Linked DNA regions of Homo sapiens: region 2 is linked to region 1. A link is an interaction called in ENCODE POLR2A ChIA-PET data of the cell type or tissue named here. Cell type or tissue: GM12878. All regions are shown on one strand. Links, peaks and the distances in the headings refer to the core of each region. The heading gives the core; the rest is flanking DNA.

Region 1 (5,397 bases), core at 120-5,119:
TGGATTACTTGAAAGCCAGGGCAACTAAGAACCTTGGAAACCAAAGAATGTATATAGGGCCAGCCAGTATATCAGTAACTGTATTTAGAATTCACAGAGGATAACCAGCCATGTCTTTCCATTACATTATCTTGCCTAATAGAGGTCAAATGACTGATCTGCCTGCTAACAGAGTTTAGCAAAGGAATCAGAGGTTAATTACCTTCACTCCTTTTTACAAAAGCTAAATGTCCTAAGAATTACTGCATCATTATCCAGATAGAACAAAAGCACAAACAAAACATTAAAACATTACCTGGGGAATAATGTTCTAATATTCATCTAACTGAAAGGTCATTATCTCTAGAACTTTAACTTTTAAAATTCAACTACTGTGCAAGCATATTTATTAATGAGTAAAATAATATGTACTTAAACTCAAAATATTTAGTACATTAATGGGATTTTCATGGTTTTCATTAGCATTCATTTTCCTTTTCCTTACATAATTAAATTTTGAAAATATAATCCTAATAAAATGGGCATGTAAGATATCTCCCTCTAGTTTACTGGCAGGAGCTTGTACTAGAAACAGCATTAGACAGGGAGATAAGAGACCTGGGTTTTAAACCTATCAGTTACTGAACAAGCTCTGTATGCACTTAGACAAAACCGAGTATCCTTGCTCATTAAAAAAAAAGGGATGTTTACCTATGAGAATCAAGTAGAACTGCTTTCTGACTATGCTATGTAGAATGCGAAGTGATTAAACATCACAGATTATTATACTTCCTTTTGATAACCCACATAATATGACCATGTGACTGTTTTAAGTAACCAAATGGAGAAAACACAAATATCATGATATTGAAGGAAAGAAGCAGAATTGTTCCATCTCCATTTGAACCTACTCTACTGGCACATCTAATCCACAAGTTTGAGGATGAGATTAAGTGCAACCATTTCAATGGCTCCTACCAAATAAATAAAATAACTCTGGATCAATTATCCAGACTCAGGGAAATGGAAAAGATTAGTGTAAAACACCCTTTCACTCTGCTAATAAGATGTACAAAAGTCAAAACAGCTTCCATACACTATGGTAATGTCATAAAATGGTAAATTGAGCCATGCGACAAGCAATTTCACCCTCTCAAATAACTTTGGTCAACAGCAACGAGACTTACTCCTAAATTGAGTGCTAATGACAGAATTGAAGATATTATTCAATATTCTATCTGATGGATAATGAAAAGTAAATGTTTAACCTACCTAATATCGGCTTTATCCAAGTTTCTTAGGGTCCAGGGAGGACATTTGCAGAGCTAAATTTTCATTGTGAAGGCAACTGCACACACTAAGTCTGATTTCGAAAGATCTCTCTCTTCTCAGAGAAGTTATTAAGTTAATATGTTGAAATTTATTAGACTAGCACCTGGATCTTAGTAAGTGCTCAGCAAGTTGAGATCCTTATAATTATTATTATTACTGATCTGATAACCATCTTTGTGTTCATGTGGAACCATCCAGTCCACTTTGATGACAGAATGTAATAGCAGGGATTAGTTCATTTTCATACACCATATCTTGTTCATCAAAGGAATTTTATTTTTCATCTTTGGAAAACAGGTTGAACCTTTTAAGAGCAATAGTGTGAGTTTTCCTTTGTTATTTTTTAACATCAGGGCTAACTCTAGATCAAATACTCTCTCTATATTTCCTCGTACTAATATAGCTGAATTTACCCTATCCTCATTTATCATTTCAACAATCAAAAAGGTCAGAATGCCGACCAATCGAGAAAGACTACCTAGCCTATCTGAAGGCTAGACCCTGTAATTTCACAGGCAGTGTCTTCTCAGAATACTATTCTATTGCTTTTTATTATTAGAAAACAAACAAAAATCTATCTTATTCACTGACCTAGTAAACATGAACAACCCCAAATTTTCCATTAACTGATATTAGAAATTAGAATATCTTTGATGCTTTGTTGGATTCATCCTACATCTTTGCTTTCAAAGTTTTTCCAACCCCTGCTCCTTTTCTCTCCACTCCCTTTATCTTCTTTGCTGATTCCGAACTCCACTGTGGCTGTAATGCCTCCCTAATGCCTGCAACAGTGCCTCATTGCCATGGAAATAATCACTTTAAAAAACAATACAATACAATACAATAAGTAATAATGAAAGCTTAGGCAGGCTGTACAGTAGGAAGGGAGGGTAGACTCAGAAATAGAACCCAGACTTACTGACACTAACAGCTACTCCCTTAATGTAGTCCTTAGATCACTAAATTCCTCTCTTATTTTCACTCTCATTTTCATATACATACTCTCCGATGATCTCAGGCAGCATATAGATTTTGAATAAAGAAAATGCCAAAGTAGCAGTGAGACAATGAAACTTGTTCGATAATTATTTGAGATCATAGCTAGTGTACAACCTGTATGTTCAGGAAAAGTTAGCTCTCAAAATGCCCTCCTCAGACCCCCTGAAATCTGGGTCAAAACGGCATTAGATTGGATATTTGTTTTTCATTCTTTTTTAGTTACATCATCACAATACTTTCATTTTTTTTTCCCAAACCTTAGCAGAAAACTCTGTTGTTGATCACATCTGATTTGAGAGATGCAGATTGCTGGTTGCTGCCAGGAATAATGTGTCACATTATATAAATAAATAAAACAAGCGCCATGGGAATGAGCAGTAGGCACCTCACAGAAACCACCGGGTAGCATCCAATTGACAGGCTGTTCTAGGAAAAGAAATCTACAGATTCAGGGCTGTCACCATCCAGAGACTTCTAAAACAAGATACATAATACAAATACACACAAATATAATACATTGGAAAGTAAATTTATTTTTTTACATGTTACTTTCATTGCTTTAGTTACGAATAATTTCATAGTAGTGGTGGAGCCATGTGGAATCCAGTTAGAGTAAACATGCCTGTAAATTGGCACTAATGTTATGCTGTTGTTGAAATCACTTTTGTAGAGAATATGAACTTTCTGTAGGTATTTAGAGGAAAGCTTATGAAAGCTTTTCAAGCACAGAAAAGCACAAAGAAATATATGGAATGAGAACTGGGACTTTAAGAAGCTGCCTCAAGGATTTAGAAAATGGCCTGGTGTGGGCTAAATGAAGTGTCACATTTAAGGGTCATTTCCTCAACAAACATTTGAATGTGTTTGTGACAAGGGATTGCTGGGGGCTGGGGAAGGGGGTGGCTACAATGATAGCTATGACTTCTTCTTATGTCCCCGTTCTAATATAGCTAAATTTATCCTATCCTCATTTATCATTTTGACAATCAGAAAGGTCAGAATGCCGACCAGATCGAGAAAGACTACCTAGACTATCTGAAGGCTAGATCCTGTAATTTCCCAGGCAGTGTCTTCTCAGAATAGTATTCCATTTCTTTTTATTATTAGAAGACAAACAAAAATCTGACTATCTTATTCACTGACCTAGTAAACATGAACAACCCCAAATTTTCCATTAACTGACATTAGGGACTCAAACATTCCATCAGGAGATTACAGTCCACTGGATATGGCAAATTATCAAATATAACTATAGTCCATCATGATTAATGTCACATTAGCTATAAGTAGAAGCAAGAATGACAGTGATGTAACAGTTTTAAGTGAGCTGTAGTTGTATAGCCAGTCGACCTGTCCAAGGTCAAAGAGCTGGCTCAGAGTTAATACAGGTGATAATGGGAAAATATGGGCATGAGTTTTCTTAGGTCTATAGAGTAATGAGAAAGATCACATATGCAGAGTATTTAAAAGGAAATAGGGATATGGGCAGCAACTCTTTTAGAGACCATTACAAACTGACTGTCTGGGAGAACAACACTCTGAGGCCCAGGTATGTGAGAATGAAAATAAGCAAACAGAAAGTAGGGCTATGTTTAGAATGGAGAAGATGCTGGTTAAAGCAAAAGAAATGAGGCAAAGAAAGAAAGATAGGAGAGCATCAGGTTGCATAATAGGGGTAATTAGGGTATAAAATCTGTGGAGCATGACTGTTTGGGGTGAAAGAGAAATGTGGCCTCTATAATATTCTGAGATAAGTAAGAGTAAACTACCTTTCTAAGTCACTCGCAATGAAACAAGATTTAAGTTAGTATGGGGATGATGCTGTTATTCTTCAATATTTAGGGACCACCCATTGTGTTCTAAATACCTAAACCCTCATTGGAATTGTAATAAAAACCATGGGACTGGATGAAAAGGATAAGATGAAGAAATGAGGGAGCAAGGTTGAGTGAAAAGGTAGGCAATATCAATCAGTCAAGAGGCATTTATTAAGCCTCTATAACAAACACACCTGCACAGCATTTTTCTAGATTCTTTGGGGAGTAAAAAAAGAATTTAATAGTCTGATTGGGAAATAAGCCACATTTGAGTGAAAATAAACCACACAAGGCTATACATAAGTAATTAATGTAATAAAGATTTAAGCTGGGCCATATATGTGACCAGACGATGATTTTAAAATGTTATTATAAGTAATTGTGATGGAAGTATATTGTTTAAATGGAAATAAATACACTTCATTTTAATTTCATGACTATTATGCTGCTTATTCTAGGGCATACTTCTAATTATGTCTCTTGCTCATAAGAACAAACTGTCTTCTGCACTATCTCTAAGTCCAGTGCTTTCTCTATGACATTTTGGGGGACAACTAAGCTGTCTAGAATAAATGCACATACAGCAGAAGGGAAGAATGAAGAAGAAATGCAGCTGAGGAAGTTAAGTAAAGAAAGGCACAGGTTTGGGAGGCTGAGGCGGGCAGATCATGAGGTCAGGAGTTCGGGACTAGCCTGGCCAGCATGGCGAAACCCCGTCTCTACTAAAAATACAAAAATTAGTCGGGCATGGTGGTGTGTGCCTGTAGTCCCAGCTACTTGGGAGGCTGAGGCAGGAGAATCACTTGAACCCGGGAGGTGGATGCTGCAGTGAGCTGAGATCACACCACTGCACTCCAGCCTGGGTGACAGAGACTCCATCACACATACACACACACACACACACACACACACACACACACACACACACACTCAAAAGGCCCAGGTAATGAAGTGTCTCTTTTGCCAAGCTCAGGAAATTGGACTGTTCTCTACAGGGACTGAGTGCCTAGTGGGGAAGAATCGGGGTCAGCAGTGTGGAGGACGGAGTGGAAGCTAGGCATAAACAGTGAGCTAAAGTCATATTTAAATCTTTGCAATATTTCAAGAGACAAATGAGGCTCTGAATTAGGGTAAGGGCAATGCTAAAGAGTGTTAAGAAATGCAGCAGACAGGACACAGTAAAGTAAAACATAGAGAGGGGAAACTCAAGAATGACACTCAAGTTTCTGATTAGAGGATGGTGAAGCTAATGACCAAGAAGGAGACGGTT
Region 2 (5,397 bases), core at 143-5,142, 150 kb before region 1:
TCTAAAAGACAGACAATAACAAATGCAGATGAGGATGTGGAGAAAAGGGAACCCTCATACACTGTTGGTAGCAATGTAAATTAGTACAACCACAATGGAAAACAGTTTGCCAGTTTCTCCAAATCTAAAAATAGAGCTATTATATGACCCAGCAATCTCACTGCTAGATATATTATGCAAAGAAAGTGAATTCGTATTATCGAAGAGATATCTGCACTCTGCACTCCCGTGTTTACTGCAGCACTGTTCACAATAGACAAATTTTGGAAACAACCTCAGTGTCCATCAACAGATGAATGAAGAAAATGTGGTATATAAATACAATGGAGTACTGTTAGCCATAAAAAATGAGATCTTGTCATTTGCAACAACATAGATGGAACTGGAGGTCATTATGTTAAGTAAAATATCCTGGCACAAAAAGACAAACTTCACATGTTCTCACTTATTTGTAGGAGCTAAAATTAAAACACTTGAGCTCATGGAGATAGAAAATAGAATGATGGTTGTCAGATGCTGGGAAGTGGAAGGTGGGGAGGAAATGGGGATGGTTAATGGGTACATAAATAGAAAGAATGACTAAGATCTAGTATGTGACCGCAAAACAGGGTGACTACAGTCAATAATAATTGTACATTTTAAGATAACTTAAAAAGTATGATTGGATGGTTTGTAACACAAAGGATAAATGCTTGAGGTGATGGATACCCCACTTACCCTGATGTGATTATTACTCATTGCATGCCTCTATCAAAATATGTCATGTATGCCATAAATAGATACACCTACTACATACTCCAAAATTAAAAATAAATAATTTGAAATAAAACAAACAAACAAAAAACCTAAAAAGCAGCGCTGTGGTAGCTGTCCGTGGTACTTGTCCACAGTCCTGAATAGGAATCCACTTTGGTTTGTTTCAATACTTGCTCAAATTTATACAAATTAATTTCAAGATTACCTACCAGGTAGTTTTTTTCCTTCTTATTTATTGTCAGAAATATTATCTCTTGAGAAGAAATAAATGTCATATTCAGGAATATTATAATTATTCAACTTATATAAATATTTACATGAAATCTCAAACACGCATAAATTTTTCCTTATATTTAAGCATATTTAAAATATGACCTGGAAAGACAAAATGCTTGCTGCCAATAAAGCATTTTCTTATGGTGTTTGCTCTCCATTAGCCCCCTTTCCAAAATCAATTTTCATACTTCTCTGCCCTGCTCTGGAAGCCTGGGTGGCTGATCTCTAGGACAGCCTGCCAAGCTAGCTGGGTTTTGATTGGATTTTGCCTGTGGGAAGTAATGGCAGTAAAGCAAGAGATTATCAGATAGGCTGAGAGAGAAACTGGGGTATTTCCTCCCTGCACCTTCACTGCTTTGGCAAAATTACTGTGAAGCAATTAGATTTTTAAAGACTACCACTCCCACTGTGTGATCTCTCTGTTAGAGCTCTAGCCCTCCCTGGGGCTTGCTTCTTCCTTTGTTTTCAGTTCTATTTTTTTTTTAATAACTCATTCCTACCATTTCTATTCTCTGGATCCTCCCATATCCTCTATTTCTTTCCTTAGTAAACAAATTCTTTATTTTAAAAACTTTCTTCATTTAAATCATCTGAGTAAATCCTCTTTCCTTCCAGGACAATGAATGATTCAGAAGGTGTTTAAATCAAAGCTAATGTATCTAATTGAGAGGAAAGAATATTCATAGAGAAGAAATGAACATTAAATGTCTACAAGATGCACACATTAGTAGGGAATATGCTATTGACACTAAGAATGAAATTCTGTGGCTATTGGTCGATGTGCAATCCCTAATAGGTTAAGCCCATTGTGTATTAATAATAAGTATTAATACATAGTTGTTCAGTTCATGTAGAACTGAATAAATTGAATAATAACTATTTCATAATTATTTGGAGTTTACTAAGAGGTGAGCTTGAAGTTTAAAGGTAAGGTATTATTAAATCACGGATTCATTTTGTCACATTTACACCTATTAATTTTACAAAGAGAAAACAATGAGCATAAAACCTACAAACTATCCCAAGAATTCCCGCCATCCAACAAAGAAACAGATGTTGGTGGTCAGAAAATGTAATGTTCATTATAGCAAAAAATTATGTGATCTCTTATTCTATTGAGGGGTCCTTAAATTTTTTTTTAAAATCACATTTGACAGAAGCTTAACTTGAATTTAAATGTGGCTAAAGGTATTCTTCTTTACATAGGAGAGAAATTAGTCAGAAGTCAGTGCACACTGGAGAGAAATTGTGAGAAATTATAAATGGTTAGACTTGTTTTCTCGATAATGAACTTTTTGCAACTAAACAGCACCTTGAAATAGTCTAATGGCTGATGTAATGAATGTGTCATTTTATGAATGAAGGTCTTAAAATTATAAAAGTGCAAGAGAATTTATAAGACAATGTTGTTGTAATGTAAAAGCCATTTTTTTGCAGAAAGAAGTGCAAGAGCCTAAAATTTACTATCAACTTTAAAATCAGACATTAAGAACAAGGAAACAAAGCTCCAGCATAACAAATGTAAGAAATTTTACACTATCTGGTTTGTGGACCTCTGGAATGTAACTCAATCCATGGTCAAGGAAAAATGCACTAGCTCCTCTCATATGGGACTTAGGGCAGCAGAAGGGACCTCACCGCATGAAAGCTAGCTTTCCCTGGAGCAAGCAACTCAAGAGACCAAGGTGAAACCGCCAGCACCTTTTGTGACCTAGCCTTAGAAACCACAGACCCTCACTTCTGCAGAAATCTTGTACACAGGTCAGCTCTCAAAGGAAACCACACAAGTGTGGGAACACAGAAGTCAAGATTATAGGGACCACCTTGAAGCTTAGCTACTGAGTAATGAGGAGAATCATGACTGCTCATGAATTTGTTAGTTTTAAAATGTTTTATTTTAAAATTATTTTAGATTTATAAAAGGTTGAAAAATTGGCACAGTCTCCCATACCTTTCATCCATCTTCCCCTCATGTTAACATTCTACATGATCAAATCACAATGATCAAAAACTAGGAAATGCTGGTACGGAGTTATGACCTAAACTATAGATTTTACTTATTTCCCCAGTATTCCCACTTATGTTCTATCCCTGGCCCCGATCTAAGCCAGAAAACAGATTGAAGTTTGTTATTGTGTCTCCTTAGTCTCTTCTAATCTGTGGCAATTCCTTAGTATTTCCTTGTCTTTCATGACCTTAAAAATTGTACATTTTAAAGCTTACTGGTCAGATGTTTTGCATAAGGTCTTTCAGTTTGAGATTGTCTGATATTTTTCTCACTAATAGGCTGGAGTTATGGATTTAGGGGGAGATTACCTCAGAGGTGAGGTGCCTTCTCATCACATAATATCACAGGGTACATTATATCAACATGATTTATCACTGTTATTGTTAACCTCGGCCTGGTTACGATGTTGTATGCTGGCTCTCTCTACTGTAAAGTTACTGTTTCTCCTTTTCCATGCTTTATTTGTTAGAAGGAAGTCATTAAGTTTGGCCAACACTCAAAGGGAAGGGAATTAAGCTTCACCTCCTGGAGGGAGTATTATCAAGGAATATGCGCATATGTTAAAACCCCCTCAGAGATCAATTAGTTTTTAATTGGAGATAAAAGATACTTTTTGATGGAGATAGAAAGCTGTATAGGAAACAGATAACATCACAGGGGATCTGAGAAAGTATTTCAACTTTATTTTGATTATTCACAGTCCATTACCATTTCTTTATTCCTATACTTATTTTAATACAAATAAACATAATACAAATGTATTCTATTTTCCTCCTGTCATGCTATACTACATCATACGTTTTTAAAATATTTTGAGAAGCATGATTTCAATATTTAAATATCTTAATTTTCACTTCTGACTCAGTTTGAGCAAAATTCCAGTCATCTATAAAAAATGACACCAAAGAACTGTCCTCCAAACACAAGCCATGTAAAGTTTCTTTTTTGCTATTTTTTTTTTTTTTTTAGTTTCTTGGATGGAAGGTCAAATAGACATTAACTATAATGGTCCCTAATGATTACTAATAATGGTACCAAGAACATCTTGACAAAGTACTGGAGAGGTTCCCAGATAGCATATTTTTAAGACAGAAAATTATGTTAGTTGCACTAAAACTCAATTTTAATTAGCCATGACACTTACATACACTTTAAAGCTGATGAAGTGCTCTTCAGACTAACAAGTCTTAATAAGCTCTGTTTAAATTTAATTTCTATTTCCATTTGACAGTAACCAAGCAAAACTTGTGATTCACTATGATGATAACACAGCAGGGTTCAAGTGCTGTACATTTTCAATATGTTCTTAGTTATGCACCCAGCCAATTTAATTTCAAATGTATAAACTCTTCTACCCTTCCTTCTGAGAACAATAATTTACTTTGAAAGATTTCTTTGGATTTTTAACTTTTATAGAAAGAATATATTAAATGGAAAATATTTTATATAATACAGGCCTTTTGTTCTTCAAATTATAAAAACAATAACACTTCTTTGAATCATATTTTAGCAAATATATACCACTAGAAGAATGACAGGTGAACAAATTTAGTGCCACTCAGATAACTGTAGTAATTATATACTATGTCAACTCTCTACAAGTCTCAGCATCAACTCTCACTACACCCATTTCAACTCACGGCAATTTGGATAGATGCTGACGTTCTTTTTTTCCTGTTTTACTTATTCACGAAAACAAATCTAAAAGAATAGTTTAAAAGAAGTAAAAGAAAGGCATGTCATAAAAAAAGGATGTGCACGTGAACCCTGAACTTTGTGTTTAAATCTTCCTTCCTTCCTCCCCTCCCTTGTTCTCCCCTTCTCTTTCTTGATATGGGAAGAAAAAGAAAATTTCAGAGATGACTTTACTTCATTTGTGAAGCTTCCTGACTTCTGCCCAGTCAGGGTTGTTCCCTTTTCTGAGCTTACCCACAATATTTTTGTCTCTCTTCGAACACCCTACTCAAACCTGTTTTCCAGCTTATTGGAAGCACATATTCTTCTGTCCCTTGGTGAAGCACTCCTTCAAATTAGAAGAATGACACATTCATTTTGTACCCTCACGGGCCCACCACATAGTGGACACCCATTAACCACTTATTAAGTTGAATTTTAGAAAAATTGTTTGATTTTAAAAATTCAAAAAGTGCATATATTCAATGGAGAAAACTGGGGAAGCACTGAGCTTGCTGCACTCCCTCCCCTCAAATGTGAGGGGTAACTGGGGGCCAGAGGAGACATCGTGAGAGTAACATCATATGAACCACTTGGGAATTGCTCATGTTGGCCTGTAAAATAGCAGTTACTCTGCAAATCAAGCTATAATCCATGAAATTATCTAAGCTTTGTTTGAACCT

The links. ChIA-PET counts read pairs that join two places held together with the same protein. Peaks named below come from ENCODE experiments on the same cell type or tissue, not always from the same donor. Only the 100,000 strongest peaks of a DNase experiment are listed, where the experiment ranks them.
Region 2: POLR2A ChIA-PET joins it to region 1 with 5 read pairs; 2 of 35 experiments call an interaction of 5 or more read pairs at or near these places.

The regions. Positions count from the first base shown.
Region 1 is chr18:4,382,918-4,388,314 of GRCh38, forward strand. The region is part of intron 1 of DLGAP1 (DLG associated protein 1); the gene reads right to left. Among named protein-coding and RNA genes, the nearest start is that of DLGAP1, 70 kb to the right of the region's middle. In GM12878, for the core only: no CTCF peak of the experiment used is centred there; no DNase peak of the experiment used is centred there.
Region 2 is chr18:4,230,113-4,235,509 of GRCh38, forward strand. The region is part of intron 1 of DLGAP1 (DLG associated protein 1); the gene reads right to left. Among named protein-coding and RNA genes, the nearest start is that of DLGAP1-AS5, 32 kb to the right of the region's middle. RefSeq lists an enhancer at 3,287-4,204. In GM12878, for the core only: no CTCF peak of the experiment used is centred there; a DNase peak (open chromatin) is centred at 2,740.